Linked DNA regions of Homo sapiens: region 1 is linked to region 2. Evidence: chromatin contacts called from ENCODE Hi-C or POLR2A ChIA-PET data. All regions are on one chromosome and are shown on one strand. Each heading gives the region's core, a stretch centred on a gene start or an enhancer-like site at or near the end of the contact. The rest is flanking DNA. Distances are from core to core; before and after follow the strand shown. Region 1 overlaps SRGN (serglycin). Region 2 has its middle 22 kb from the start of SRGN.

Region 1 (3,417 bases), core at 662-3,161, 36 kb before region 2:
AAAAAACCAGTGGAGTTTGATATGTGGGAAAGATAATTATAATAGTTTTTTTAATATAAGGAGATAAATACAGCCATCTAGTTGCTCAAATTAAGAGATTTAAAAGCTTCCCAATTATTCAATGTTTTAAAATCAACAAAAAAACAGGTCAAATGTTCCTATGTGTTTGCCTATACTTATTGCACCTATCAACTTCACATCTACCTATTGCAGACTTGCATAAACAGTGTTAATTTTGTTATCACTAGCATATACATTCTATATTTGAAATTTACTTAAGAAATCATTTTAATTTTTATTTTTGGAGGCAGAGTCTTGCTCTGTTGCCCAGGCTGGAGTGCAGTGGTGCCATCTCGGCTCACTGCAACCTCCACCTCCCAGGTTCAAGTGATTCTCCTGCCTCAGCCTCCCGAGTAGCTGGGACAACAGGGGTGCGCCACCATGCCTGGCTAATTTTTGTATTTTTAGTAGAGATGGAGTTTCACCATATTGGCCAGGCTGATCTCAAACTCCTGACCTTGTGAACCACCCACCTCCCAAAGTGCTGGGATTACAGGTGTGAGCCACTGCACCCGGCCCAAGAAATCATTTTTAAAAGAAGTCCTCTTGGCCGGGTGTGGTGGCTCATGTCTGTAATCCAAGCACTTTGGGAGGCCAAGGTGGGTGATCACTTGAGGTCAGGAGTTCGAAACCAGCCTGACCAACATAGTGAAACCCGGTCTCTACTTAAAATACAAAAATTAGCCAAGTGTGGTGGTGCATGCCTGTAATCCCAGCTACTCGGAAGGCTGAGGTGAGAGAATCGCTTGAACCCAGGAGGCGGAGGTTGCAGTGAGCCGAGATCGCGCCACTGCACTCCAGCCTGGGTTACAAGAGCAAAACTCCATACCCTCCACCAAAAAAAAGAAAGGACAAACAACTAACAACTAAGTCAGCCCAAACAGATGACATTTTTTCCTAAATTAAAATTTCCATAAAAGTTCTAACAATTTACAGGGCTTCAACAAAGCTCACTTTTGAGAAATTCTTTGTAAAAAGCTAAGCTTTATATTTACCAGCATATAAACATTCAATTTCCTATCAAAAAATGACCCTGCCTCCAACTTGCACTCATTCAGCTGAAGAGTGCTGAAAGGTAAGGCTGCCTTCTGGGTTGAGTGTGATGATTAGAAATTCAAAGAGCACAAAATGGCCAGAGCAATGACGACAGCCCTCGGTGACAGAACAGGGCAACAAAGCATCAGAGACAAAAGCTGAGTGTCACAGCCTACAAGTCATTTCCTCCATGAAAATAATAAACCACCAGCATACAACCAATTAGAGTTTTAATTCATGTACGCATTCAATAAATATTTGTTGAATATCTGGTCCTTGTTTTGAGGGCCTGGGATAGAACAGAGGCAGATCGATGAAGCCCCTTCTCAAGAAGTTTTTATTTTAGTGGGGAAGACAGACAATGAAAAGTGAATAAATAAATCAGGAAAATCATAGGTGGCACAGAGAAATGAAATTGACCAATGTAATAGGGAGTGACCAGGTGGCTACTTTAGCCTGGGGTGTCGGAGCTAGAATCACAGATTTGGTAGTTAAACCCATGCAACCGATGGAGGTCGTCGAGAGAAAGCATGTAGATAGAGAAGGGGGCCCAGGCCAGAGCCAGGGTCACACCAACATGTTAAATACTGAGCAGAGGAAAAAGCACAACCAGAGAAGTAGGAAGAAACAGGATAAGGCAGGGCATGGAAGCCTCAAGAAAAAAGCATTTCAAGGAAGGAGTGGTCAACCATTTTTTTTTTTACAGAAAGGGCCTCCTTCTGTTGTGCAGGCTGGAGTGCAGTGGCGTGATCATGGCTCACTGCAGCCTCACCCTCCCGGACTCAAGCCATCCTCCCACCTCAGCTTCCTTTGTAGCTGGGACCACAAGCATGAGTCACAACGCCCGGCTAATTTTTCTATTTTTTGTAGATAGGGTCTCACTATGTTGCCCAGGCAGGCTGGTCCTGAACTCCTGGGCTCAAGTGATCCTCCTGCCTTGGCCTCCCGAAGTGCTGGGATTACATGCATGGCCCAGTTAGCTGTTTTTGAAGGCAATTAAGGATCAAGTAAGCTGAAAATAGAGAAGTAATCAGTGACTTTGTCAACCAGGGTGGAGTGTAGGAACAGAAGTCCAGCCACAGAGGGGGTGAGGAAAGGAGGGGGCAGGCATGGGTGGCCCTTTCAGGAGGTGTTATTGTGAAGAGGAGCAGAGAAGGGCAACCACTGGAGAAGACGCAGAGTCAAAGGAGAGATGTTGCCTAAACATAGGAGATACTAAAGTCCACCCCTATACTGATGGGAAGAAGACACTGAGTTCAGAGAGATAACTGCAGAATGGAAGTCCTGGAGAAGATGCATGGGAAAAGGATACCAGCCACAAAGAGAGGTGGCCTTGGAAGCTGCAACAGCCAGGGTCCAATCAGGAAACTTCTCCAGATATTTAACACAGAGGGAATTCCTCATACAGGTGATGGAGGAGAAGTGAAGCTAAATGGGGGATAGCGAGGTAACCCAGAGATTAGCAATAGCAAGAAAATATTTCCTTCGGCCAGGCACAGTGGCTCATGCCTGTAATCCCAGCACTTTGGGAGGACGAGGCAGGCAGATCATTTGGGGTCAGAAGTTCAAGACCAGCCTGGTCAACATGGCAAAACCCCGTCTCTACCAAAAATACAAAAATTAGCTGGGCATAGTGGCACACCCTGGAGGCTGAGGCAGGAGAATCACTTGAACCCGGGAGGCAGAGGTGGCAGTGAGCTGAGATCGCACCACTGCACTCCAGCCTGGGCAACAAGAGTGAGACTCTGTAAAAAAAAAAAAAAAAAGAAAGAAAGAAAGAAAAAAATACTTCCCTCCTTGGGCTACAGCGATAGTGGAAGGAGGTTGTCTATTTCCTGAGCCCAGGGACTAGAGGCATCTGGTGGGAGCTGAGGCCATGGGCAAAACAGAGTCCTGCCCAAGGTGCCATCCCAGGCAGGGAGTAAGGAGAAGAAACATACCTCTCTCCCTTCCTCCCAAGCTCTCAGTCTCCCGTCCTTGCCTCCCATTGGCCAAAGTCAGCCACAGCCCTGGGAGCCTGAGAAATGCAGACGCCAGGGGTCAGTTCCACCGCCACCCCCACCCCACAGCCAATACAGAGCAGGGCCAGGGAAGGACAGGAGGATCTGAGGGCAAAAGGGTTTGGGATCAGCACAGAAGCAAGGACCATTCTTTCGCAATGACGGGAAAGAAAGCACAGGGTCAGGGTGAGAAGCAGTTACTGGCTTTGGGGAAGGAAAATAGAGATTTGAGAAGAGGAGGAATGGTGTGCAAGAGTTCTTTTGGAGAATTTGAGCTATTCTCTTAACATTTTATTTTATTTTTTAATTTTAGTTTTAATTG
Region 2 (3,122 bases), core at 110-2,609:
AGCCACAAAGGTTTGGTTTTTATATTGCAATAATGGTGTAACATTTAGAATTTAAGAAAAACCTTTAACGGTCGCTGCCCGTAATCTCACTAACACAATCATTTCCATTTGCCTTTGCCTTCCAGGTTTTCTTCTTTTCTTTTTTTTTTTTTTTTTTTTTTTTTTTTTTTTGAGACAGAGTTTTGATCTTGTCACTCAGTCTGGAGTGCAATGGCGCGCAGTCTCAGCTTACTGCAACCTCTGCCTCCCGGGAGGTTCAAGTGATTCTCCTGCCTCAGCCTCCTGAGTAGCTGGGATTACAGGCACGTGCCACCATGCCCGGCTAATTTTTATACTTTTTTAATAAAGACAGGGTTTCACCGTGTTGGCCAGGCTGGTCTCGAACTCCTGACCTCAGGTGATTTGTCTGCCTCGGCCTCCCAAAGTGCTGGCATTACAGGCATGAGCCACTGAGCCCGGCCAGTTTTGTTTGTTTGTTTTGGATTTTTAGAGATAGGGTCTCACTCTGTCACCCAGGCTGGAGTGCAGTGGCTCAATCATAGCTCACTGTAACCTCCAACTCCTGAGCTCAAGCAATCCTCCTGTCTCAGCCTCCCAAAGCACTAAGATTACAGGTGTGAGCCACCATGCCTGGCCCAGTTTTTAACTACATCATGTTTTAGAGTAGTAGCAATCACAACATGCTTACCAGATTGTATTTTTCTACCATTTATATTTTTGTATCTTCCTGCCTAATCTTCCTTATTAGCTTTTTTGGAAGAGCTACATGCTTTTCTCTCCTGGCTCCTGCCATTCTGGTTCATGTGCTAAAATGACAAAACCATTCCCCATGACAGGACTGGCGTGATTTGGGTTGTTTGTTTGGTGGGTTGGTTGGTGTTGTGGAAAACTGCAGTGTTTGTGGAACAAGCCATGTATGTGGAGAACACAGTCTGTCCAGGTCCTGTGCTGAGGTCACTGGAGGCCCAGCGAGTCACCAGGCAGCCATGGTCCTCACAGAGCTTAAGGTCCTTGGGCCTTAAAGACACAAGAAACCAGCAAACCATTTTTGTTAAATGTGAAGACACCTTGGAAGACATACAAAATGAGTCACACTAAAAGCCCCAGCAAAACAGACTCCAGTCTGAGGGAGCCAGAAGAGTCAGACATTTTCAAAGTGACTGAAGAAAAGTGTTTGAGGAAGTCCCCACTCCCAAGCTTTAGTCACCAGCAGAGCTGAAACTACCTCCACACAGGGTTGTATTTCCAAACGGTAGCTCTTCTGATCTCATTGGTGATGGAGGGAAAACCCCCTTTATTTCAGAATGAACCCTCTAACCCTACTGACCAGCCAGGAAATCCCGAACCCGCCTCCTGCCCGCTGGGATTGCAAGTTCAGCCTGTGTCCCTGGGGGAATTACTGCGTGGGTTGGCTTCCCTCTGAAACTTTCTCCTCTCCACTTGCCACTCCACACAGAGGATGAGAAAGAAACCCCAGAAAGAGACCCACAGCTTGGGTTTCCACATTTAGCAACTTTTCCACTGTTTCCCTAGAAACAAAAACAAGAGCACACATTCATTTACTCCACCCCACCAAGACTGTCTCCTACATAAATGCAGCTCTCTGGTCCCTTACCCCAACCCCAGCTGCCAGAAGCTGAAGTGGAAGAAAAACCAAAGGTGCCCAGCTGGAAACCCGGGCAGCCTAGAGCAAGCTTATGCATGTCTGTGGGTTCTCCCTCTTCCTCTATACTCCAAGGCCCCAGAGGGCCAGCTGTACACCCATGGTGTGGGGAGGGAGGGATGGTTCTTGGTCAGGTTCGCTCTTCTGGAAGCTTCCACACAGCAGAGCCCTGTATTATTTTCCCCTCCAAAGTGTACGTCCAGTGCTTTGCAAACCTTGGTTGATTTGGCAGAGCATTTATCACATAGAATCACACTGTACTCCGAAGAGCAGTTTGCTTGACCCTATAAAGCCTTGAGCTCTGAGGGCAGGATACAGAACCCACAATGACAGCTTGGAGAGTACCCTGGAATGAGCGAATAGGGATCCCTCTCCAGAAGCTTCATTTCTTCCCAGTCTTTTGTTAGATAGGAGGTCTGGGACAAGTCACCTCCAGATCGTCAGGTCTTGGTGGTGGTGGCACAGCAAGACCCTCCCCACCAGTAGAGGACCTCACACTGAGTACACGGGGCTCCTTAGTCTGAATTTTCCTGGCTTTAAAACATTTCGGAAGAAGAAATCTACCACTAGAGTCAGCTCAAGGAAAGGGGAGCCTCAATGGTACTCAGTAGGTGCTCAATAAATGCATGTATTCTTGTTCAACAAACCCTTAGGGATGGGGAGGGCATCACAGAGAACCCCAGATCATAGCCAGAAAGAGCTTTACAGAGCAGGAGCCCAGAAACTCTAGCTCTTGGTTCTCAAACGTGGCTGAATATTGGGGAATTGAGGCTTTAAGAAATCCTGATGTTAGAGGAATGAGTGTTGGGATTGATGTGTGACAAAGCATAGTCACATGTCCAAGATAGAATCTAGGTGGTAGATACACAGCTGCTCACTGTAGGATTCTTTCCATTTTGCTGTGTGTTTAAACATTTTATTTTATTTTTGTTTATTTATTTATTTCTGAGACAGGATCTCACTCTGTCACCTAGGATGGAGTGCAGTGGCGCAATGTCGGCTCACTGCAACCTCTACCTCCCAGGTTCAAGCGATTCTCCTGCCTCAGCCTCCCGAGTAGCTGGGATTACAGGCACGTTCCACCACACCTGGCTAATTTTTGTATTTTTAGTACAGATGGGGTTTCAACTTGTTGCCCAGGCTGGTCTCGAAATCCCGACCTCAGATGAACTGCCTGTCTCAGCCTCCCAAAGTGCTGGGATTACAGGCGTGAGCCACCGTGCCGGGCTGAACATTTTCATAATGCAATGTTGAGGGGGAAGTCCTGAGGCCTGGACTTGCCTCAAAGATTCTGATTTAATTGGTGCAGCCTGTGTGTTTGCAAGAGCTCCCAGGTGAGTCTACTGTCCAGGTGAGTCTATTGTCTAGCTGAGGCTGATCTCCATGGCTGTAGTTTGGGCTCACTGTGGGCCAGAACAGCATCATAAGTGTCACCTGGGAACTTGTTAGAAATGCAGAT

Evidence for each region. Hi-C counts contacts between places; a loop is a spot of excess contacts on that map. ChIA-PET counts read pairs that join two places held with the same protein, here RNA polymerase II (POLR2A). Pooled maps may share reads with other maps.
Region 1: a loop to region 2 is called in a map of astrocyte of the cerebellum, with 4 times the contacts of the local background. The contact joins two enhancer-like sites. A Hi-C loop is called at or near these places in 18 of 168 maps with a recorded cell type or tissue (CD8-positive, alpha-beta T cell, Caco-2, Calu3 and 10 more), 9 of 37 single-sample maps with no recorded cell type and 16 of 50 pooled maps. POLR2A ChIA-PET finds 5 or more read pairs at or near these places in 22 of 52 experiments (A673, AG04449, CD4-positive, alpha-beta T cell and 16 more).

The regions. Positions count from the first base shown.
Region 1 is chr10:69,100,430-69,103,846 of GRCh38, reverse strand. The region is part of intron 2 of SRGN (serglycin); the gene reads right to left. Among named protein-coding and RNA genes, the nearest start is that of SRGN, 14 kb to the right of the region's middle. Within about 2 kb of position 1,911, at least 4 of the 41 ENCODE cell types and tissues checked have a DNase peak (open chromatin) inside an H3K27ac peak, as active enhancers do.
Region 2 is chr10:69,064,133-69,067,254 of GRCh38, reverse strand. No RefSeq gene overlaps it. Among named protein-coding and RNA genes, the nearest start is that of SRGN, 22 kb to the left of the region's middle. RefSeq lists enhancers at 983-1,182, 1,683-1,822. Within about 2 kb of position 1,359, at least 12 of the 41 ENCODE cell types and tissues checked have a DNase peak (open chromatin) inside an H3K27ac peak, as active enhancers do.